2 separate regions of the Homo sapiens genome follow, and region 2 is linked to region 1. Evidence: chromatin loops called from intact Hi-C (ENCODE). Cell type or tissue: gastrocnemius medialis. All regions are shown on one strand. Each heading gives the region's core, and the rest is flanking DNA. Links, peaks and the distances in the headings are about the cores only.

Region 1 (12,787 bases), core at 4,493-6,992:
AGCATAATTTTTTTAGACTGAAAGTTGACAAGTGACACACACAGACGACCTCCAAAGGGAAACACCAGGCACCCTGCTCCTCCTGGGGACGCCCCTACCCGGCGCTAGGCAGCTCACCAAAGTCACCTGCCGGGTCCGCAGGGCCGACCTGTGGGTGTCCATCCGGCCCTGGGCTCCGGGCCACAAGCTCATCCAGGCTGTCGTCATCCATTGCTGCACATTGAGCTCAGCTCTGAAAGAAAGAAGAGCCAAGCAACTTCCAAACTGTCCCAGGCTGCAAAGAACCCTCTGAAGAGTTATGACCTCTCCCCACAGGCCACATCCCCGTGTCACATCCACCGCCACAGCACGTGAAGAGTGAGCCCTGAGATATCACCCACAGAACAACTCTCAGCAGTATCCCCACAGGCCACACCCCAGTGTCCCAGTGTCACATCCACCGCCACAGCACGTGAAGGGTGAGCCCTAAGATATCACCCACAGAACAACCCTCACCAGTAAGCCTTACACATGATTCACATTTACAGAGCTACCCATAAAGCCAGATCCTAGCTGGCCACTGTACCCGGCCAGAAAATAAAAATTTGTTTTTAACTAAAAAAAAAAAAAAAATTGGTCACGCCTGTAATCCCAGCACTTTGGGAGGCTGAGGCGGGCGGATCACCTGAGGTCGGGAGTTTGAGACCAGCCTGACCAACATGGAGAAACCCCATCTCTACTAAAAATATAAAATTAGGCCAGGCATAGCTGCTCACGCCTGTAACCCCAGCACTTTGAGAGGCCGAGGCAGGCGGATCACCTGAGGTCGGGAGTTTGAGACCAGCCTGGCCAGCATGATGAAACCCCGTCTCTACTAAAAATACAAAAATTAGCCAGGCGTGGTGGCGGGCGCCTGTAATCCCAGCTACTCGGGAAGCTGAGGCAGGAGAATCGCTTGCACCTGAGAGGCGGAGGTTGCAGTGAGCCGAGATCGCGCCACTGCACTCCAGCCTGCGCAATAAGAGCAAAACTCCATCTCAAAAAACTGCAATGCTCCTGAGGAATCGCAACACCATATACGAACAAAACGGCCTCATCCTGAGCTGAGGCAGAGCCGGGCTTTATCAGCTGGGCACAAGAGGGGCCTCAGTGACACGTAGGGTGCTCTCCCTGCCAAGGCTGGCCACTGTTGGGATGCCTGGAGGCTCCTCTGACCGCACCCCAACCCCATCCACCAGGGTGCTGCTGAGTCCCCAGTGGTACCCAGAGCTGAGGAGGCAGAAGGCACAGAGGCCAGGCCCACCCCTCGGCTCCCAAGACCACTTGCTCAAGGCCCTGACCCGTCAGCCGGGACCCCTGCCCTTCCCACTCTGCAAGGTCACTGTGAAACCACACAGGATCCCGTACAAAGCCTTGGGAAATCTAGTTGGACACGCTCCTCCTTCCACACCAGGGCCTCAAACTTTGGTCCCAGATAAGAAAGGAGATACGTGCACGTGGTTCATTTCTCATCAGTGCTATTGACCTTGTTTCCCAGGCGACTCTCGGAGGAAAGGCCTGTCCTAGGAGAGTGAGTCAGGAATCCAGCGAGGCAGTGAAGCCGGCCCTGCAGCACTCTGTTTCCCACCAAGTCCAACCTCCATCCATGATCAGAGGAAAGCGCATCGCACAAGAGGCCAGGAAGTAGGGGGCCAGAGCTGCCCTCGAGTTCAGGGCCTCCTTGCATTGGAGCTCAGCTCCCACCACCACTGTGGGCTGCACATGTACCACAGCAACGGGGGAAAGTGGCTGTCAGCGCCACTGCTGTCTGGAAACCCCTGGACAACAAACCCTAACGGGGCTCAGAAACCAGGACGGCCTCACTTCCCATCTGACAAGACAGTGCAAAACCCTAGATTCTAAGATGATGCCTTATAAAACAGTGAAGAATGTCAACTCCATCCAACTGTCAACTGCCAAATCTTACTACTGCCTGGAAACAGCGATTGTAGAAGTAGTTTTGCCAAATTAGTAATTAACCTTTCTTCTACCTGCCACCCTAAGGTGAAAACACCTGGTCATGATCCCCGCTCAAGGCAGTCTGCACCCCTGGTGCTTGGTGGACCCAGCAACTCCGCAGAGACGCCCTGCTCGTCCCGCACCTGAATCCTAGAGACACTGGCTCTGAGAGACACACGAGGGCCACGGCCCATCCAGGAGGGTGACCCCTCTCCCACAGCATGCACTGAGACCTAGCAGTGACCACAGCTCTCAGATAAGAGGACCTTAACTCCCTGGCAATAGCTGTGACCACCCTGACAACAGACCCCACATCTTCCAGGACGCCTGCTCCAACACCTACCCTGCTCCTACTTTGTGCAGCACAAGGCGAATGCAGTCCCTGCCCTGGAGAAACATATCTGAAAGAGGGAGGCAGACTCTCTCACATGAATCTACCAAGGAACACTTCAAAGAGACCACCTAAGAGATAACAGAGCAGGGCTGGGGGGAGGAGCAGGGCTGGGGGGAGGAGCAGGGCTGGGGGAGTCCCAGGGTCCAACTGTCCCGAGTGCAAATCCTCATTTGATGATGAATTTCACATAGAAAGTAAAAAATGTGAATTGGTAGCCAGGTGCAGTGGCTCACGCCTGTCATCCTAGCACTTTGGGAGACCAAGGTGGGCAGACGGCCTGAGCTCCGTAGTTCAAGACCAGCCTAGGCAACACAGTGAAACCCCATCTCTACTAAAATAGAAAAAATGAGCCGGGCATGGCGGCGTGCACCTGTAGTCCCAGCTACTCCGGAGGAGAATTGCTTGAACCTGGCAGGCGGAGGTTGCAGTGAGCTGAGATCGCGCCACTACATGCCACTGGGCGACAGAGTGAGACTCAGTCTCAAAAAAAAAAATGTGAATCAGCCGGGCGTGGTGGCTCATGCTTGTAATCCCAGCACTTTGGGAGGCTGAGGCAGGCAGATCACTTGAGCCTGCAAGTTATGAGACCAGCCTGGGCAACATGGCAAAACCGTTAAAAACCAGGTAGGTGTGGTGGAAACCGCCTGTAGTCCCAGCTGCTCGGGAGTCTGAGGTGCAAAGATCACTTCAGCTCAGGAGTTCGAGGCTGCAGTGAGCCATAGTATGTGAACAAACAGCTCCTGGCCTCTCCCTTGATGCACTGAGATTGGGGACCACCTCCAAGGGTTAGGTGGGGCGACAGGCAATGGCAGGGCTTGCCCCAGGGCTGCCAGAAGAGATCAGTGAGGCCGTGTGGGGTTTGGCACATAGGAGCTGGCCAGAAATACCAGCTCAGGAATGAGGCTGAACTTTGCGAGTCCATGCACCTGTGGGGCTAAGTCCTGAGGCCTTTGAACTTTACCACAGCTGGTGAGGGAAGACTCCACGGGCCTCTTACACTCCTCCACCACAGCAGCAGGAACGTTCAGGTTACGTGAGGCTGAACAACATCCTTCCTCGATATCACACAAAAGTAACCAGGGGCTATTTTGCCAGAGAACACAAAATAACCCAGGAAGCCTCCGCAGGTACCCTCTGGCACAAGCACCAGGCACAAGACCTGTTTGGGACCACCAGGACCTGTAGTTAGGATGCTGGGTTAATGGGAGCCCCTAGCTTAGGACCTCCTGGTTGCACCAGCAGCCCCAACTCCAACAAATCTTCCCTTCCCCATACCCACCTCTGCCATGTCCCAGGCCACAGGCCAGGAAGCCATTTCTGCAGAAAAGACCACAGCCCTTCCCAGCTGCTGGCCACCTTTGGCTGGGCTAGCAGAGCTCTGGGGTGGAGGAACCACTGTGACTCTCCTGCTTAGCCTCCAGATTTGGGGGATTAAAGAGGAAAACAAAAAACTGGAAAGGCTATTTCTCTCTCTTTTCAAATTCAGGGGAACCAATGCATTGGCAGTCCCAACTGTTACTAAGGAATGAAAAGGGCCTCTGGTGTCCGGGGTGCCTGCAACCCCGTTCCACGCCAGTCTCGGCACCTGAGTGCCCATCCCAGGCACTGAACAAGCCTGCAGCCAAGTCCAACACCTCAACTCAGGCCGACTTTTATTCTTGTATTCACCATCTGCTGTATCAGCTAGGAGAACTCAAAATTGTCAACTGCAATGGAAGTCAAAAAGTCAGGCACGCACAAAGGTCTCCGCGGGCCTGAGATAAACACAGCCCTGCTGAGGGCCAAGGCCAGGCTTGTCATGGCCATGATGCTGAGGTGCCATCCATCCACTAGCACTCTGACTTAACATTCTTCCAATAAGAAAGAAAACCGGATGGTCCAGGAGAGAGATCAACTATGCCAAACCCGAAGTCAAACCTCAGCTCGGCCTCAGAGCCTGTCCATTGACCACTGGCCAGAACGTGGTTCACCCAGCTGACTGCTGTTCTGCTGTTGTCGAAACAAGTAAAGCACATAAACTCCGAAGAAGGGGCAACACAAGCCCCGTCAAAAGGAGCATGGTAGGAGTCGGGGCTGGCGCGGATCCCCGGCTGCCGGCGCTGGCCAGTTACTTAGCCTTTCTGGGCTCCAATCCCCTCCTCTGTAAAACGGGAACAATACCTACACCTGAGAGGCTCTTGTGAGGACTGCAAGAGTTAAGGAATAGGAAAACCGCCAGCCACACAGGCCTGTGGACATGCAGACAAGGCCAGAAGCCCACGACGGCAACCATGCACAGGGGCCGGACACAAGGCAACGAAGTCACAGCTCTCTCCCAAACGCGGCAGGGCGGACTCGCAGGGGGCATGGGCGTGGGTGCCACAGAGCGAGGCGAGTGGGCTCTCGCCGCGTCCTCGCAAGCCCAGGACGTCCGCCCGCAGGCCACGGGCCTCCCAGTCTCGGCGGGGCCTCCCAGTCTCGGCGGGGCCTCCCAGTCTCGGCGGGGCCTCCCAGTCTCGGCGGGGCCTCCCAGTCTCGGCGGGGCCTCCCAGTCTCGGCGGGGCCTCCCAGTCTCGGCGGGGCCTCCCAGTCTCGGCGGGGCCTCCCAGTCTCGGCGGGGCCTCCCAGCGCGCGCGCGCCCGCCCGCCCTCCCGGCCCGCGGCCAGCGCGGCGCAGGCCTCGCCCCGCGGTGCAGGCCGCAGACAAAGCGCGTGGCGCCCACAGGCGGCCCGCGGCCCGGAGGAGCAGGGCCCCCAGGGCCGGCGCGGCCGCCGCACTTACCCGGAAACCTCGCGTCCCGCAGCCGCTCGCGAGCGCTCGCCGCCGCTGCACGACCGAGAGTCGCTCCTAGGCCCGGCCGCCGCCGCCTCTGCCGCCGCCGTGCGCTCTTCGACCCGGAAGTGCACGGCGCCTCTTCCGGGCTCCTCTGTCCTGCTCGCTGACTGGAACCACTGAGACCAGAGCGGGAAAGAAATGACTGAAGTGAGGAAGGTGCCACTCCTTGCAGCCGGGGGTCTCGAGGCGTTCAAACGGCCTCCCTTCCACCTTGGAAACACTCTTTAATGCAGGACTGCCGCCCGGGGAGACCAATATCCTGGAAGAGCTCGTACTGTTTAACCCGCGACCATGGGCTGGTCCAGGCCGTCCCCCCCGCGGCCGGGACAGCTGGTACCGCCCGGATCTCCGCCCACCGCCCAGAGCGAATGGGAGCTGCTTCCTGTACGTCAGCTCCGCCCCCACGCCCGCAGCCCCGTCCCTCCTCGGGCCCGCAGCCCCACCCCGCCCCCACGCACGTAGCCCCGCCCCCACCCCCGCAGCCCCGCCCCGCCTCGCGCCCGCAGCTCCGCCCCCACGTCTGCAGCCCCGCCCTGCCTCGGGACGGCCGCCCACGGCCCCGCCCCCTCCCTCGCAGCCCCGCCTCACGCCCGCTGCTCCGCAGCCCCGCCCCCACCCTCGCAGCCCCGCCCCCACGCCGCAACCCCGCCCGCAGCTCCTCCCTAGCCCCGCGCGCGGCGGGAGCACCTGGGGAGAAGAGTCCTGGCGTCGCCTGCTACCAGCGCCGCGCTCCTCTGAACAAACACTGCCGGAGCCCTCCGTGAGCCGGCTATTCCAGCCCAGCCCCGCGTCCGCCCGTCCCGCAGCAGGCGCGGTGAATCGTGCGCGCTGGCGGACGAGGCGGGCTCGGCAGGACGCTGCTGTGCCGTCCCGTGTGGATTTGGCTCCAGGTCGTCCTGAGGATGCCGCGCAGAAGCCGTGTGGGCCTCGGGACGCAGGCCTGCGTGGCTGCAGCGCACCAGGGGAGGCTCCGGGGATCCCGAGCTGGCGCGGACTCGCGAGACCCCCTGGCCGCTCTGCGGGGAGCGCTGGGGAGGCGTCCCGAGCGGGCGCCAGAGACCCGCGGGCTCCCCGTGCAGGGGCTGCCTGGGCTGGGGCCCGGGTGGGTCTGCGCAGGTGTGGGAAGTGCCGGCTCCCGGTAGATGCTGAAGGCGGAGTTGCCAGGATTTGCTGCGGACTTTTGGAGAAATGAGGCGGGGAAGGACGAGCTTGAGAACCGACGCCGGAGAGACGGGGAAGACGGGGGAGGCCTGAGCGCGGGCTGGCATGGCTGGGGAGGTTGTGCACTGCCCAAGAATGCTCACTGAGGAGCGTGTTCACGTCTCATCGTGGGTGTCTGTGTTTATTATGACAACTACCAGCAGCCCCCGAGGAGCAGCGACAGATGGAGGTCGGGGGCTCTAAGCTGAACACAGGCGGTCGGTCCTCCTTCCCAGGAGCCTCAGCGTGTGTGTCCGCAGGTGCCCCTTTATCTAGCGCCCTTGGGGGAATGGGACGTGTCAGAGGAGATGCAGTGGGCAGAGGCTGCACTGGATGAAGAGAACTATGTGGGAATCGCATGTGGGGTGTGACTGGGGACCAGTGCCTGAACTCTGGGACTCCAACTTGAAGAGGTTTGGAATCTGCAAAGGAGACTAGGAAGGGGCACAGGGGGTGCTAGGGGTGGGGGCCGGAGGACAAACCAGGAGAGGGGCTTCTGGAAGCCAGAGAGGGCGTGCACACACAGGCGGGGGAGGGAGCCTGGGTGCAGCAGGGTGGGCCACTGCGACTCACCGAGGGCCAGCGGCGCTGGGGCCAGGGGCTGGAGTTTGGAGAGTGAGCAGAGAGCACGCAGGGGCTGTGAACACCAACTTCTCTTTCAGGTCAATTTGCTGCAAAGGGGAAGGTAAAGGTGGAGGTAACTAAGGAGCAGGGCAAGAGAGGGGTGTGGTTTTCTGTAGGGTCCAGCCCTACGGGGGCTTAGCAGGTGTCCTCCCCGTGTGCAGAGACCAGAGATTGTAATAAAGACACGAGATAAAGAGCAGCTGGGCCCCGGGGGACCACTACCATCAAGACGTGGAGACCGGTAGTGGCCCTGAGCGCCTAGGTGCGCTGATATTTATTGCATACAAGACAAGGGGGCAGGGTAAGGAGGGTGAATCTTCTAAGTGATAAAGTGAAGCAAGTCACGTGATCATAGGACAGGGGGCCCTTCCCTCTTAGGCAGCCGAAGCAAAGAGAGAAGGCAGCATATGTCAGCATTTTCTTCTCTGCACTTAGAAGAACGATCAAAGACTTTAAGACTTTCACTATTTCTTCTACCGCTATCTACTACGAACTTCAAAGAGGAGCCAGGAGTACGGGAGGAGCATGAAAGTGGATAAGGAGTGTGATCATTCAAGCACCACAGGGAGGGGGTTAGGCCTCCGGATGACTGCAGGCCAGGCCTGGAGAATATCCAGCCTCCCACAAGAAGCTGGTGGAGCAGAGTGTTCCCTGACTCCTCCAAGGAAAGGAGACTCCCTTTCACGGTCGGCTAAGTAACGGGTGCCTTCCCAGGCACTGGCGTTACCGCTTGACCAAGGAGCCCTCAAGCGGCCCTTATGTTGGCGTGACAGAGGGCTCACCTCTTGCCTTCTAGGTCACTTCTCACAACGTCCCTTCAGCACCTGACCCTATACCCGCCGGTTATTCCTAGGTTGTATTAGTAATGCCACAAAGAGTAATATTAAAAGCTAATGACTAATATTTATAATAATGATTGATAATTTTCCATGATCATCTCTGTATCTAATTCGTATTAGGACTATTCTTATTCTATTTTCTTTATTATACTGAAACAGTTTGTGCCTTCAGTCTCTTGCTTCGGCACCTAGGTAATCTTTCGCCCACAGTTTTCTGTTTGCAATGGGAGAAATAACAGGCACTTATGGGTTCTGAAAATGCCCCTGCAGGAAGGAGGAGTGGATGGTGCCGACGACTGAGGAGGACTCTGGAGCAATCTATTCTCGGTGGGCCAGAGGGGCTGGGTGTCACTGCAGTCACCCAGGCCAGCCACCTGAACTCACGCACTTCAGTCTGTTTCTCAACCTCTGTGTGCCTCTGTGTCCTTGGCTGTGAAACAGGAATGTGGGTGCTCAGGCCTACCTCTTAGGTCACTGTGAGGACGAGATAGGTACGCCTCAGGTGGGGTCCAGTGTGATCAGCCAGCGGGCTGCGGGACCGCCCTCTGCCCTGCACCAGGCACCTCCCCTACCTTTACATGTGCCACGTGCCTGCCTGCTGGACACTAGATGCAGGGGCATCCACAGACACGCCGAGGCTCCTGGGAAGGAGGACGGGATGCCTGGGGGGCTGCTGGTAATTGTCATAATAAACACATGCACCCAGGCCAGGCACGGTGGCACTTGCCCTGTTATCCCAGCACTTTGGCAGGCCACAGCGGGAGGATCACTTGAGCCCAGGAGTTCCAACCTGGGCAACATGGTGAGATTTCCTTTCTACAAAAAAATTTAAAAAATTAGCCTGACATGGTAGTGCACACCTGTAGTCCCAGCTACTCGGGAGGCTGAGGTGGGAGGATTGCTTGAGACCAGGAGGTTGAGGCTGCAGTGAACCGCGATGGCACCACTGCACTGCAGCCTGGGTGACAGAGTGAGACCATGTCTCAAAAACAATAAAGCCGGGCATGGTGGCTCACACCTGTAATCCAGCACTTTCGGCTGAGGCAGGAGGGTTACCTGAGGTCAGGAGTTGGAGACCAACCTGGCCAACACGGTGAAACCCCATCTCTACTAAAACTACAAAAGTTACCTGGGCATGGTTACGCGTGCCTGTAGTCCCAGCTACTCGGGAGGCTGAGGCAGGAGAATGGCGTGAACCTGGGAGGCAGATGCTGCAGTGAGCCAAGATCGCGCCACTGCACTCCAGCCTGGGCAACAGAGTGAGACTCTGTCTCAAAAATAAATAAATGAATAAATAAACGCCAGGTGCGGTGGCTCACGCCTGTAATCCCAGCACTTTGGGAGGCCGAGGCGGGCGGATCACGAGGTCAGGAGATCGAGACCATCTTGGCTAACTGTCTCTACTAAAAAAAAAAAATACAAAAAATTAGCCGGGCGAGGTGGCGGGCGCCTGTAGTCCCAGCTACTCGGGAGGCTGAGGCAGGAGAATGGCGTGAACCCCCAGGGGGCGGAGCCTGCAGTGCCGAGATCACGCCACTGCACTCCAACCTGGGCGACAGCGAGACTCCGTCTCAAAAAAATAAAAAATAAATAAACACAGACATCCACATGGAGACATGAAGGACGTCCTCAGTGAGCATAATCCTTGGTCAGTGCACAACCAACCCAGGTATGTCAGACAGCACTCAGGCTCAGGTGTGAGAAGTATCTCCAGGCAGCTGCCCAGAGCCAAACTAGGCCCAAACTGTGCATAGGTGGTACTTGAGAGCATGAGAGCAGGGGCACATACCAATACCTCCTGACTCCCACCCCCACCGCTACCCACACACCTGACATAAAATGACTCCTTACCTGCTCGCACGTGGATAGATGCCTCACACACCAGCAGGCAGACACCTCCTGTATACAACCCCCTCATCAGTACTGTCACCTCCCCCGTACACTGACGGGTCACCCCCCAACCCCCATCACCTGCTAGTGTCAGTGTGCACACATGTGCATCCTGCCCACACAGCCTCACACAGACCTGTACTCTGAGGCTCCGGCCAGATTCCTGGTCGACACTGCCGTGTGCTGCCCCTGCCCCTTGCAGACGCAAGCATGGTGTGCATGCTCCTGGTGTGCACGGGAGGATGGAGCTGGGCTGGGAGCTCCCTTGCTTCTGTCCCGCCAGGCCAGCTTATCCCGGAGGGCCTAGCCCAGCCCCTTCCCACCCCTGCCCCCCACCCCACCATCAGGTCCGTGTGCACATACAGGGCTTGGTGGGCAATGAGCCCAGTCATCGCCCCCTGCTGAGACCCATCCCACTCCCAGCAGCAGGGAGCCCCAGAGCCAGGTGGATGCCTGGGGGAGGCAGGGGCAGGGGTGGCTGGAGGAGGTGGGTGGGGAGAGAACAAAGGAGTCAAAACTCTCAGAGCTGGGGGAGGGAACAGGCAGGGCTGCATTCTCTACCTAGGGAAGGCAGGTGTCTGTGTGTCCCAGGGCTGTCATATCAAACGGCCACAAACCAGAGCCCTTAGACAACAGAAAGGCATTCTCTCAGTCTGGAAGCCAGCAGTCAGAGATCCAGGCTGGCAGGGCCACCCTCCTTGTTGAGGATCTGGGGAGGTCCTTCTTCTCCCAGCTTCATCTCCAGGCGTTCCTTGGCTATGGCTTCCTATGGCCTCCCTCTGTGTCTGTGTCTCTTTTCTCTTTCTCTCCTTTTTTTTTGAGACAGAGTTTTGCTCTGTCGCCCAGACTGGAGTGCAGTGGTGCAATCTCTGCTCACTGCAGGCTCCGCCCACCGGGTTCACGCCATTCTCCTGCCTCAGCCTCCCGAGCAGCTGGGACTACAGGCGCCCGCCACCTCGCCCGGCTAATTTTTTGTATTTTTAGTAGAGACAGGGTTTCGCTGTGTTAGCCAGGATGGTCTCGATCTCCTGACCTCGTGATCCGCCTGCCTCGGCCTCCCAAAGTGCTGGGATTACAGGCGTGAGCCACCGCGCCCAGCCTTTTTTTTTTTTTTTTTTTTGTGACGGAGTCTTGCTCTGTTGCCCAGGCTGGAGTGCAATGGCGCGATCTCGGCTCACCTCAACCTCCACCTCCCAGGTTCAAGTGATTCTCCTGTCTCAGCCTCCCGAGTAGCTGGGATTACGGGCATGCATCACCACGCCCGGCTAATTTTGTATTTTTAGTAGAGACGGGGTTTCTCCATGTTGATCAGGCTGGTCTCGAACTCCTGATCTCAGGTGATCCACCCTCCTCGGCCTCCCAAAGTGCTGGGATTACAGGCATGAGCCACCGCGCCCGGCCTTCTCTCTTTTTTTGTGTTTTTTGTTTGTCTGTTTGAGACAGAGTCGTACTCTGTTGCCCATGCTGGAGTGCAGTGGCGTGATCTCAGCTCACTGCCAACCTCCCAGGTTCAAGCGATTCTCCTGCCTCAGCCTCCCAAGTAGCTGGGATTACAAGCTCACACTACCATGCCCGGCTGATTTTTTTGTATTTTTAGTAGAGATGGGGTTTCACTATGTTGGCCAGGCTGGCCTCAAACTCCTGGCCTCAGGTGATCTGCCCACCTCGGCCTCCCAGAGTGCTGGGATTACAGGCTTGAGCCACCACACCCGGCCTGTTTTCCCTGTCTTTTATAAGGACACTGATCATTGGATTTAGGGCCCACCCAGAAAGTCCAGGATGATCTCGTTTCAAGATGTTTCCCTTAATGACATCTGCAAAGATGCTTTCTCCCGATGAGGGCACATTTAGGAAGCCTGGGTATTAGGATGTGGATATATCTTCTTTTTGGCGGAGGGACCATCCCACTCACTACAGATGCTGAGAAAAGGTGCCTGTGAAATTGGCAGGACTGGGGGCAGAAGTGGGTTCACGTCAGCAGGGCACGACAGGAACACAGAGCTGCCCTGTCCTCTTGCCCCTTCTTGTCCCCTAGTCTGACTGCCCTAGGAGCCTCTGCCCTGCCATGAAGACGTGGGCCTTCTCAGGGACCCCACTGACTCTTAGAGGCTCCTTCACGACCCACAGGATCGAGGTCTTGCTGACCCCTGACCCCCAATAGAACCGAGTGGCTCCGTGATCCTCTGGGCACCTTCCCCATCCACAGGCAGCCACAGGTGCAAGGAGCCACTCGGTTCTATCGGGGGCCAAGGGTCAAGGGGTCAGCAAGACCTCGGTCATGTCTTGCTGATCATGTCTGAGTCACCCCAGACTCTGCATCTGAATTTTTGTCCCCAGCCTTCAAGCCCCTGAGGACATGGGCTGGTTCGGAAGCTCCCTGGGGCCCCAGCACTTTGCCGCCGGGGCTGGGGCAGGGGGCAGGCTGCGGCCCAGGCCTGCGCGGATGCCGAGGCAGGGAGGTCATGGGGCCAGGGGAGGACAAAGAGCAGGGCGGTGAGTTTAGGGCCAGGGAGCTGAGGGGAGACGGCCCGGGGCCGAGGACCAGGGTGACAGTGCCAAGGGGGGCCGGCGGCCAAATCTCCTTTGGCTGCCACTTTGGAGCCCCACCCCGGAGTCCGATACTTCCACGTCTGAAGCTGGCCCTGCGAGTCCTAACGAAGGTCAAACCGTCAAGGCTCCTTTGATTTTACACGTTTTCAGCGCACAGACAGGATTCTCTCGCCTCGTCCCCTCAAAGACCGGCACAGGGCTGCGAAGACCCCTGAGCCCTTGAGGCACCCCCTCCAGGCTCCAGAGGCTTCCGCGGAGACAGAGCGCGCAGGAGGGACCCAGAGCCCCCAAGGGCGCCCCGTGGGGGTCGCCAGGCAAACCAGGCAGAGCCAGAGCCCCCTCTTCGCCAGCAGGACGGACCCGGGCGTCCTTTGGGGACCCCAAGCCGCCCGGGGGGTGGTGCGTGCGTCCCGAGGACGCCGTGTCCGGGCCCGCGCAGGCCCCACCCGGGTCACGGCCCGGGATACGTGCGCCGGGCGCCCAGCGGGTTGGGGGGGGC
Region 2 (11,755 bases), core at 7,931-10,430, 53 kb before region 1:
GGAAACCTCGAGTCCCCCTCCCCCACAGTCGGGGACACCGCGTCTCCAGCTCAGCCCTAAGCTGCTTTTCTCTGGCCGCAGAGGGGCTGGCACCAAGGCCGACCCACTCGAGGGCCAGACCTGGTGTGGAGTGTGGGCTCCATCCCCCAATTCCCCCTCAGGCTTCCCCCCAGGGTTCTCAGCAGGGGCCTGGTCCCCACACACCCTCCCCTCCCCTGGGTTTTGTCCAGCCCAGGTCTCCCCTGCGAGCTGTGAGCCTCCTTCTGGGGGTGTGCCAGCATCTGCACTAGGTGTGTGTGGTGGGCAGTGGCTGTGGCAGTGTGTGTGTGTGTGTGTCCCACGGCAGCCAGGGGGCTGAGCCTGCATCTGCCTGTCTGTCCAGCTGGCTGCCCTGGAGGTGAAATCCAGCTACGGAGGGGACTGGGCTTGACAAAGTCGCCTGTTTCCGGGGTCCCTGGATAGAAGGACGGGCATCTCCTGGATAACAGACGCCAAGACAGACGGGGAAGGAGAAGAGGAACGAGGGTCGGGGGACAGACAGCGCAGCGGGTGGAAGGTCGCGAGGTGGCGGCGGTGGGTGTATCGCCGAGGGACAAGGCGCAGCGCCCCTGCCGCCGCCCCAGCTGGAAGCTCCGCACCAGAAAGGGGCCGGGTCGCGCCGGGTCCTCCGTAGGGACAGGGACGGGGAACCGAGGAGCAGGTGAGGATGCTCGTGCGGCCGGACGCGGCTCACCTCGGAGTAGACGAAGAGCGGCAGCACCAGGAGAGCGAGGAGGAGGTCGGCGGCCGCCAGGCTCACGATGAAGGAGTTGGTGGGCGTCTGCAGGGCGCGCTCGGTGGCCACGCTCACGCACACGAGCGAGTTCCCCGCGAGCACCGCGCCGATGAGCAGCACGCCCCCCACCAGCGCCGCCGCGCCCTGCCCAGCCAGCCCCGCAGATGCCCCCGCAGATGCCCCCGCGGCCGGCCCGCGCCCAGCCAGCAGCCCGTCCGCGTCCGCGGTGCTGCGGTTCCCCATGGCGCGCCCGGGCGGGCGCTGAGCACCGCGGACAACGCCGGGTCGCAAGCCGGGGAGTCCCTCCCCTCGGGCACGCCCCGGCCGGACCCTGGTCCCGCCCCCGACCCGCCCCGGCTCAGGGGGGCCCCCGCGGCGCTCCACCGTGAGCCCAGTATTTGCTCATCTTGGAATTTTGCGCAGGGAGAGACGGGCACGTGGACGAATGCGGCGGCCCAAAGAGACGGGAATGAAGCGAGGTGGTGGCCACGGGCAGGCCAGCATCGCCCGGCGCCGCGCGGGGTCCGCGACCCGAGAAACCGACAAGGATGGAGGGGCGGCCAGACCAGGCCCTGAAGCGCGCGGGCATCGACGCCAGCGCCATCCTACCCGGCCCGTGCGTGCGTCCCGGCCCTCGGGCGCTCACCCTAGTCCACCTGGTATCTGGCAAAACCTCCCTCCCAGGCCCGTTCCGCCAGACGCAGAAAGACCTGAGCTCAGGCTCTGCCCGCCTCCCCCGCGGACTCGCCTCGACCTCGTGCGCACCCTCCACGCCCGCTCCCCCTGCCCCCGACTCCGCGCCCGACTCAACCGCCGACGCCTAGCTCATCCCGCCGCCCCCCCCCCGCAGCCTCTGGCCCTCAGCCCCCGCGACCACCACGGTCAGCCGCGGCCCCACCCGTTGCACAGTTGATCCTCGCGTGGCCGCCTCCGAAACTGGGCGGACAGCTGAGCGGTCGACCCCGCTCCCTCCTCCATTCCCTCCGGCCCAAGACCGTGAGCTAGGTAGGCGCCCCTCTGACCCTGGGCAGGGGGTCCCGGGACCGGACAGTAGGTTCGGCTCGCGAGGAGGCCAGGAGAAAGACACGACAGGCCGGGGTAGGTTCCAAACGTGCAGAAGAGAAAGTGCTTGCAAAGCGCAGCAGAGAATTCTATGGACTCTTCACCAAAGAGGGGTGACCTGTGACCTGAGAGGTATTTTCTGTAGTCTGTCACTAAGGGGCCTAGAAGACACTAAAAGGGGGCACCACTCTGTGGGACCCCAGGCGGCGCACATCCTGATGCTCTAGTCTGTTTCTGGGAGGCCTGGAGTGGAGGGGCTGTGCCAGGAATTGAGGCCCCTGACCTCGAAGGTCTGGAGGACACGGGCTAGACGGAGGCGCTGACAGGGCGTGCGTTAAAGGGAGAAATGAGGACTCTGAGAAGGAGCAGGCACCGTGAGCCTCACAGGACAAGGTCACGGGGCTGCGGGGGAAGGGCCTGCACCAGGGACAGGTGTGCACAGGCATCAGGTGCGGCCGCAGCCAGGCTCAGTCCCTCTTGTGCAGATCAGTCTGCTGCCCTTGTGAACCCTTGAGCAAAAGAAGTCACCACAGGAGAGACCACCAGGGACAGGTGTGCACAGGCATCAGGTGCGGCCGCAGCCAGGCTCAGTCCCTCTTGTGCAGATCAGTCTGCTGCCCTTGTGAACCCTTGAGCAAAAGAAGTCACCACAGGAGAGACTGGGACAGTGGAAGTTTCTTCTCTCCCAGGATGGAACCGGGGAGGGTGGCCCTGGGGTCTCCGGCTGGGCGCCAAACGGCGAGTCCAGCCCAGCCTCTGGTCGGCTTAGAGTTCCTTCAAGTAGCCCCCAAGATGTCTGCGACCACCAAGAGTGAAAACCAAGCTAGGCGGAGAAAGGATGTGTGCAGCACACATCTCTGACACACAGATCCAGAAACAATGGAAACAATGAGAAAAGACAGACAACCCCAATTTGTTTTTTTTTTTTTTTTTTTTTTGAGATGGAGTTTCACTCTTATCACCCAGGCTGGAGTGCAGCAGCACAATCTTGGCTCACTGCAACCTCCGTCTCCCGGGTTCAAGCGATTCTCCTGCCTCAGCCTTCTGAGTAGCTGGGATTATAGGCGCCCGCCACCACGCCCGGCTAATTTTTTTGTATTTTTAGTAGAGACACGGTTTCATCATATTGGCCAGGCTGGTCTCGAACTCCTGACCTCAGGTGATCCACCTGCCTCAGCTTCCTAAAGTGCTGGGATTACAGCTGTGAGCCACTGCCCCCAGCCTCCACTAAACTTCTGTTGTTTATCTGAAAATCAAATGTAACTGGATGTGATCACATCTTACTGCAATCATGGCTCACTGCAGCCTCAATCTCCTGGGCTCAAGTGATCCTCTGGCCTCAGCCTCCTGTACAACTGAGACTACAGATGCGTGGTGCCACACCCAGCTAATTTTCTTATTTTTTGTAGAGACGGGGTCTCGCCATGTTAGCCCAGCCGGTCTCAAACTCCTGGGCTCAAATGATCCTCCCACTTCAGCCTCTCAAAGTGCTGTGATTACAGGCATGAGCCATACAGCCAGCCTAAACAATTTTTAATGAGGACCTCCACTCATACCTTACACATTAAAAAATTAACTCAAATATGCTGTCAGGAGAATCAAAAGACACAGACCAGGAAACGACATTTGCAAATGGCCACGTCTGGCAATGTTTCTTCCATTTTAGTGTAGTAGGACGTCGTTGATTTTCCTGATGGCTACTCATGTTTGACCACTTTTCCCATGTGCCTGTTAACTGTCAGCATGCCCTCTTCTGGAATGTGCCTGTTAAAAATCTTTGCTTTTGTTAAAAATTGGGTTGTCTACGCCAGGCGCAGTGGCTCACACCTGTAATCCCAGCACGTTGGGAGGCCGAGGCAGGTGGATCACCAGGTCAGGAGTTCAAGACCAGCCTGGCCAACATAGTGAAACCCCATCTCTACTAAAAATACAAATAATTGGCCAGGCGTGGTGACTCACGCCTGTAATCCCAGCACTTTGGGAGGCCGAGGCAGGCAGATCACAGGGTCAGGAGATCGAGACCATCCTGGCTAACACGGTGAAACCCTGTCTCTACTAAAAAATACAAAAAAATCAGCCGGGCGTGGTGGCGGGCACCTGTAATCCCAGCTACTGAGGAGGCTGAGGCAGGAGAATGGCATGAACCCGGGAGGCGGAGATTGCAGTGAGCCAAGATTGTGCCACTGCGCTCCAGCCTGGGTGACAGAGCAAGACTCCGTCTCAAAAAAAAAAAGCCGGGCGTGGTGGTGTGCACCTGTAATCCCAGCTGCTTGGCAGGCTGAGGAAGGAGAATCACTTGAACCCAGGAGGCAGAGGTTGCGGTGAGCGGAGATCACGTCATTGCACTCTGGCCTGGGAAACAGAGCAAGACTCTGTGTCAAAAAATAAATAAATAGGCTGGGCGAGGTGGCTCATGCCTGTAATCCCAGCACTTTGGGAGGCCGAGGCAGGCAGATCACGAAGTCAGGAAATCGAGACCATCCTGGCTAACACAGTGAAACCCTGTCTCTACTAAAAATACAAAAAATTAGCCAGGCGTGGTGGCGGGCACCTGTAGTCCCAGCTACTCGGGAGGCTGAGGCAAGGGAATGGCGTGAACCCGGGAGGCAGAGCTTGCAGTGAGCCAAGATCGCACCACTGCACTCCAGCGTGGGCGACAGAGCGAGACTCCGTCTCAAAATAAATAAATAAATAAATAAATAAATAAATAAATAATAAATTAAAATTAAAAAAGAAACAAATTTTTTTTAAAAATTAGCAATCATATATCCAGCAAATGGCTTGTATACAAAAAAGATTAATAATTCTCAAAACTCAACAGTAATGATATCACAAAAAGAAAATTCCAAATGAGTATCCTTTATGAATATAGATGCAAAAGTTCTCGAAAAAATATGAGCAAACACAGTCCCTTTTAAAGTGCTGCCTGCCAGAAAAGCAGCATTTTTTTTTTTTTTTTGAGATGGAGTCTCACTCTGTCACCCAGGCTGGAGTGCAGTGGTGTGATCTCGGCTCACCACAACCTCTGCCTCCCGGGTTCACGCTATTCTCCTGCCTCAGCCTCCTGAACAGCTGGGACTACAGGCACGTGCCACCATGCCCAGCTAATTTTGGTATTTTTAGTAGAGACAGGGTTTCACTCTGTTGGCCAGACTGGTCTCAAACTCCTGACCTCATGATCCGCCCACTTTGGCCTCCCAAAGTGCTGGGGTTACAGGCGTGAGCCAGTGCCTGGCCGAAAAACAGCATTTTTAAAAGGATTATGTACCATAACCCAGTGGGATTTATCCCAGGAATGCAAGGGTGAACGAACAGACGAAATTCAATGTCATACACCACATTAACAGAATGAAGAAAAACCCACGCGATCATCCCAACTGATGCAGAAAAAACCATTTCATAAAATTCAAAACCCTTTCATGATAATAAGACTCAATAAACTAGGAATAGAAACAAACTTCATCAGGCCGGGCGCCGTGACTCATGCCTGTAATCCCAGCACTTCGGAAGGCCGAGGCGGGTGGATCACTTGAGATCAGGAGTTCAAGACCAGATGCCCAACATGTTGAAATCCCATCTCCACTAAAAATACAAAAATTAAAATTAGCTGGGCATGGTGGCGCACGCCTACAGTCCCAGCTACTCAGGAGGCTGAGACACGAGAATTACGTGAATCCAGGAGGTGGAGGCTGCAGTGAGACGAGATCGCACCACTGCACTCCACCCTGAATGACAGAGGGGGACTGTCTCAAACAAACAAACAAAATACAAACACAGCTAACATCATACTCAATGGTGAGAAACAAAAAGCCTTTGAAAGAGACAAGGATGCCCACTGCTGCTGCTTCTGTTCAACATTGTTCTGGACATTCTAGCAAGAGCATTACTCAAGAAAAAGAAATTAAAGGTATCCAAAATTGGAAAAGAAAACTATTTCTACTTGCAGATGACATGGTCTTATGTATAGAAGATCCTCCACAACAGGCCAGGCTTGGTGGCTCAAGCCTGTAATCCCAGCACTTTGGGAGGCTGAGGCGGGCGGATCTCAAGGTCAGGAGATCGAGACCATCCTGGCTAACATGGTGAAACCCCGTCTCTACTAAAATTACAAAAAATTAGCCGGGCGTGGTGGCGGGCACCTGTAGTCCCAGCTACTCAGGAGGCTGAGGCAGGAGAATGGCGTGACCCTGGGAGGCGGGGCTTGCAGTGAGCCAAGATCGTGCCACTGCACTCCAGCCTGGGCAACAGACCAAGACTCTGTCTCAAAAAAAAAAAAAAAAGAAAGACACCCCATCTCTACTAAAAATACAAACATTAGCTGGGTGTGGTGGCGTGAGCCTATAGTCACAGCTTTTTGGGAATCTGAGGTGGGAGGATCCTTTGAGTCCAGGAGGTTGAGGCCGCAGTGAGCTGTGATTGAGCCAACATATTCCAAGCTGGGCAACAAAGTGAGACCCTGTCTCAAAATAAAATAAATAATGAAAATGAGTAAAGGACTTGAATAGACATTTCTTCAAAGAAGATACCCAAATGGCCGGGTTCAGTGGCTCACGCCTGTAATCCCAGCACTTTGGGAGGCCGAGGCAGGCGGATCCCTTGAGGTCAGGAGTTCGAGAACAGTCTGGCCAACATGGTGAAACCCCGTCTCTACTACAAATACAAAAATTAGCTGGGTATGCTGGCGGGCGCCCATAATCCCAGCTACTTGGGAGGCGGAGGTGGGACAATCGCTTGATCCCGGGAGGCAGAGGTTACAGTGAGCCAAGAACACGCCACTGCACTCCAGCCTGGGCAACAGTGCGAGACTCTGTCTTAAAAAAAATATGGCTGGGCACGGTGCCTCACATCTGTAATCCCAGCACTTTGGGAGGCCGAGGTGGGCGGATCATGAGGTCAGGAGATGGAGACCATCCTGGCTAACATGGTGAAACCCCGTCTTTACTAAAAATACAAAAAAATTAGCCAGGCATGGTGGCGGGCACCTGTAGTCCCAGCTACTCAGGAGGCTGAGGCAGGAGAATCGCCTGAACCTGGGAGGTGGAGGTTGCAATGAGCCGAGATCGCACCATTGCACTCCAGTCTGGGTGACAGAGCGAGACTCCGTCCCCAAAACAAACAAACAAACAAAAAATATACATATGTCACACACAAATGGCCACAAAGCACTTGAAAAGATGCTCAACCTCATTAGTCACTGGGGAAATGCAAATCAAAACCACAGTAAGATACCATTCCATATCCATTAGGATGGCCATGGTAGTAAATAAATAAATAAATAAATAAATAAAAATACCAAGTGTTAAGGATGAGGAGACATTCACTGCTTTTGGGAATATAAAATGGTCACTGTGAGAAGAAGTCCAGCAGTTCCTCAACAAGTTTCACGTAGAGTTGCCATATGACTCAGTGGGTATGTTACATACCCAAAAGAAGTGAAGACAGGTGTTCAAATAAAAGCTTGTATGTAAATGTTCACAGCGGCACTATTCACAATATACAAAAGGGGCCGGGCATGGTGGCTCACGCCTGTAATCTCAGCACTTTGGGAGACCGAGGTGGGCAGATTGCTTGAGGCCAGAAGTTCAAGACCAGCCTGGCCAACATGGTGAAACCCCATCTCCACTGAAAATACACAAAGTACTGGCCGGGCACAGTGGCTCATGCCTGTAACCCTAGCACTTTGGGAGGCCGAGGCGGGTGGATCACCTGAGACCTGGAGTTGGAGACCAGCCTGGCCAACAGGGTTAAACCCCGTCTCTACTAAAAATACAAAAATTAGCCGGGCGTGGCAGGTGCCTGTAATCCCAGCTACTTGGGAGGCTGAGGCAGGAGAATAGCTTGAACCCGGGAGGCGGAGGTTGCAGTGAGCTGAGATCAGGTCAGTGCACTCCAGCCTGGGTGACAGAGTGAGAGTCCGTCTCTAAAGTAAATAAATAAATAAATATTTTTTAAAAATACAAAAATTAGGGGGTGTGGTGGTGCATGCCTGTAGTCCCACTACTTAGGAGGCTGAGGCAGGGGAATCACTTAAACCTGGTAGGCGGAGGTTGCAGTGAGCGGAGATCATATACTGCACTCCAGCCTGGGCAACAGAACGAGATTCTGTCTCAAGCAGACAAACAAACACAATATATACAAGGTAGAAATAAACCAAACGTCCTCAGCAGGTGAATGGATGAACCAAATGCAGTGTGATTTTTCCATTAAAATGAATGAAATTCTGGGGCCAGGCGCGGTGGCTCCTGCGTGTAATCCCAGCACTTTGGGAGGCTGAGGCGGGCGGATCACCTGAGGTCAGGAGTTCAAGACCAGCCTGACCAATATGGCAAAACCCTGCCTCCATGAAAAGTACACAATTAGCTGGGCATGGTGGTGCTGTAATCCCAGCAACTCCAGAGGCTGAGGCAGGAGAATTGCTTGAACCCAGAAGGCGGAAGTTGCAGTGGGCCAAGATCGCGCCATTGCACTCCAGTCTGGGCAACAAGAGTGAAACTCCATCTCAAAACAAATAAATAAAAATAAATAAATAAATAAAAATAGTGACCAGGGTCTTGCTATGTTTCCCAGGCTGGTCTCGAACTCCTGGCCTCAAACCATCCTCCTGCCTCACCGTCTCAAGTAGCCGAGACCACAGGCATGTACCACCATGCCCAGCTTTTAGGATTTTATTGGTATGAAATACCCAGAACAGGCAGATCCACAGAGACAGAAAGTAAATTCATTGTTACTCAGGAGCTGAAGGGATGGGGGAAGGGGAGGTAAATGCTTTATGGATTTGAGATTTTCCATCTGGGGAGTAAAAAGTTCTGGAACTAAACAGCGGTGCTGGTTGTATAATTCCGTGACCGTACTAAGTATCACTTCATACTTTAAAATGGCTAAAATGGTAAGTTTCATGTTATGCATGTTTTCCCACAATAAAAAAAAAAACAAAACTCAGCAGTAGAGAACAATTTAAAAACGGGCAAGAGATGTGAAGATACATTTAACCCACGACAACATGCAAATGGAAACAAGCACCTGGAAAGAGGTTCGGAATCACCCGCCACTGGGGAAATGCAACTAAGACCACAAGGAGGTGTTGCCGCAGAGAGAATGGCTGAAGGTTAAAAATAGCGACTGCAGGGATGTTGACAGTGTGCAGAGAAAGTGAGGCCGGGCGCTGTGGCTCACGCCTGTAATCCCAGTGCTTTGGAAGGCCGAGGCAGGTGGATCACTTGAGGTCAGGAGTTTCAGACCAGCCTGGGCAACATGGTGAAACCCTGTCTCTACTAAAAATATAAAAATTAGCCAGTCATAGTGGCAGGCACCTGTAATCCCAGCTACTTGGAGGGCCGAGGCACAAGAACTGCTTGAAACCGGGAGGCGGAGGTTGCAGTGAGCTGAGATGGCCCCACGGCACTCCAGCCTGGGTGACAGAACGAGACTCCCTCTGAAAAAGAAAGAAAGGAAGGAAAGAAAGGAAGAAAGGAAGAAGAAAGGAAGAAAGGAAGAAAAAGAAAAAAAGAAAGAAAGAAAGAAAGAAAGAAAAAGAAAGAAAGAAAGAAAGAAAGAAAGAAAGAAAGAAAGAAAGAAAGAAAGAAAGAAAAGCAAGCAAGCCAGCAAGCCAGCCAGCCAGCCAGCCCCACATTGCTGGCGGGGCTGTGAAATGATGCAAACGCTGGGGAAAATATTGTGGCTGATTTAACAGACGGATACAGTGCATGACTCGCAACCACAGCAGAACATCAAAGGGCTTGACGGCCATTTCTCCGTCCACTCCATGATGTATAAATGGCTCACAGACACTTGAGAACATGCTCCACATCGCTGGCCATTAGGGAGATGCCAATCAAAACCGCAGCGAGACACCACGTCGCACCCACCGGCATCGTTAGTACGCGACAAACAAAAAGCCACAAAGTAGCAAGTGTTGGCGAGGACAAGAACCGTGTCCCTGCTGCGCTGCTGGGAAGACAGTTTGGCGTTTCCTCAGAATATTTAACACATAATTACTCTGTCACCCAGCAATTCCCTCATAACTATACACCAAGAACGCTTGAAAACGGGATCGGGAAGCGCCGTTTGCACACCCACGTTCACAGCAGCGTTACTCGCCGTCGCCCCAAAGGGGAGGCAGCCCAGGTGTCCATCAAGATGCCCACAGATGAGCGGACGCGGTCGATGCGGTCCCTGCACACAGCGGGACACAGTTCCCCACAAAAGGGAAGGAGATTCCCACACAGGCCAGGCCGCGGCGGCGAAGGCGGAGGATGCTGCGCTGAGAATCCAGCCGGTCTCCAAAGGACAAATCCCGTGAGGCTCCCCCTGCGCGCAGTCCCTGGAAGCGCTGAATCCACAGACAGAAAGTGGACGGGGCGCCGGGGCTGAGGAGGGGAGGGGGCGTTTGATGGGGACAGAGCTTCATTCTGGGAGGACAGGAGAGTCTGAGAACGGATTTTGGGAGGACGGGAGCGTCTGTGAACGGATTTTGGGAGGACGGGAGCGTCTGTGAACGGATTTTGGGAGGACGGGAGCGTCTGTGAACAGATTTTGAGAGGACGGGAGAGTCTGAGAACGGATTTTGGGAGGACGGAAGAGTCTGAGAATGGATTTTTGGAGGACGGAAGAGTCTGAGAACGGATTTTGGGAGGACGGGAGCGTCTGTGAACGATTTTGGGAGGACGGGAGCGTCTGTGAACGATTTTGGGAGGACGGGAGCGTCTGTGAACGATTTTGGGAGGACGGGAGCGTCTGTGAACGGATTTTGGGAGGACGGGAGCGTCTGTGAACGGATTTTGGGAGGACGGGAGCGTCTGTGAACGGATTTTGGGAGGACGGGAAAGTCTGAGAACGGATGGTGGGGATGGATGCACCGAATGATCCTGAATCGCGCACTTCAAAGCAGATAAAATGGCAACACCGGCCCCCCAACAGTCACGCCACGCTGAAGCTGGAGACGAACTCGCCCCAGCAAGGTGCTCCAGGGGCCTCCGGAACTCCGGCCGCAGCCCCTTCCCCGGGGCCCCCCAGTCCCCCCCCAAACCCTCCCCCAAGCCCTCCGGCCCCTCCGCCCCCGCAGGCTCCGAGGCTTCGCGGTGCGGTTCCCTCTGCGGGTCCCAGGCCCGCGCTCCGTTCGCCCCCCAGGCCGGGACGTCCCCCTCCCCCAGCCGGCCGAGGGGCGCCAGCGCGGCGGAGGGGGCGGGAGGCCGGGCCGGGGCGACAGCTGGGGGGGCGGCCCTGACCTTCCCGGGATCGCTGGGCGCGGCCGGGCCGTCCCCTTTCCGGGCGCCGCCATAAAGGGGCCTTGCGGGGGCCCGGGGCCGTGGCCGCAGCGCTCAGCTCCTGCGCCCCGACCCCGCCATGGCCCCCCGGCCCCTCCTGCTGCTGCTGCTGCTCCTCGGGGGCTCCGCCGCGCGCCCCGCGCCCCCCAGGTGAGCCGCCCGCCAGGCCCGCCCGCCCCCCGGGCCCCACCCGCCCCCAGTGCGCCCTGACCCCGACCCCCGACCGCCCGCAGGGCCCGGCGACACTCAGACGGGACGTTCACCAGCGAGCTCAGCCGCCTGCGGGAGGGCGCGCGGCTCCAGCGGCTGCTACAGGGCCTGGTGGGGAAGCGCAGGTGAGGCCGGGTGGGGTGGGGGGTCCTGGCGTGGTGCCCCAGCAGCAACGCGCGACCCCCCAGCTCCAGGACTAACTCTGTTTTGGGGCGGGGGGCAGCGAGCAGGACGCAGAGAACAGCATGGCCTGGACCAGGCTCAGCGCGGGTCTGCTCTGCCCGTCAGGGTCCAACATGCCCATCCTGCAGGCCTGGTGAGCACCCGCCCCACCGCAGACCCCACTCCAGACCCCACCCCAGACCCCTCCTTCTGTCCTGGCCTCCCCGGGTCAGCGCTGGTGGCCACTGGAGGCCCAATTCCAGCAGCGGGGCCGGGGTCTCCA

What was found. A loop is a pair of places that touch in the nucleus more often than their neighbours do. Peaks named below come from ENCODE experiments on the same cell type or tissue, not always from the same donor. Only the 100,000 strongest peaks of a DNase experiment are listed, where the experiment ranks them.
Region 2: it touches region 1 in a loop (4-fold over the local background); 38 of 110 quality-filtered maps call a loop at or near these places.

Annotation. Positions count from the first base shown.
Region 1 is chr11:568,937-581,723 of GRCh38, reverse strand. It overlaps PHRF1 (PHD and ring finger domains 1), which reads right to left and starts at 5,254. Exons shown (of 18, transcript NM_001286581.2): 1 at 5,132-5,254; 2 at 118-232. The coding sequence starts at 211. It overlaps LOC124902805 (translation initiation factor IF-2-like), which reads right to left and starts at 10,130. Exons shown (of 4, transcript XM_047428004.1): 1 at 10,080-10,130; 2 at 6,959-6,986; 3 at 5,873-6,507; 4 at 5,128-5,301. The coding sequence starts at 10,130. The coding sequence ends at 5,128. It overlaps LOC143666 (a long non-coding RNA gene), which reads left to right and starts at 5,839. Exons shown (of 1, transcript NR_026967.1): 1 at 5,839-7,916. RefSeq lists an enhancer at 11,585-12,335. In gastrocnemius medialis, for the core only: no CTCF peak of the experiment used is centred there; a DNase peak (open chromatin) is centred at 5,563; H3K4me3 peaks cover 2,174 bases; H3K27ac peaks cover 1,655 bases.
Region 2 is chr11:626,568-638,322 of GRCh38, reverse strand. SCT (secretin) reads left to right here and starts at 11,142. Exons shown (of 4, transcript NM_021920.4): 1 at 11,142-11,250; 2 at 11,334-11,435; 3 at 11,534-11,626. The coding sequence starts at 11,180. It overlaps DRD4 (dopamine receptor D4), which reads right to left and starts at 1,054. Exons shown (of 4, transcript NM_000797.4): 1 at 734-1,054. The coding sequence starts at 1,018. RefSeq lists enhancers at 1-98, 99-633, 634-1,167, 1,703-2,236, 2,237-2,772 and 1 more and a silencer at 11,220-11,514. In gastrocnemius medialis, for the core only: a CTCF peak has its summit at 8,904; DNase peaks (open chromatin) are centred at 9,002 and 9,612; H3K4me3 peaks cover 699 bases; H3K27ac peaks cover 2,427 bases.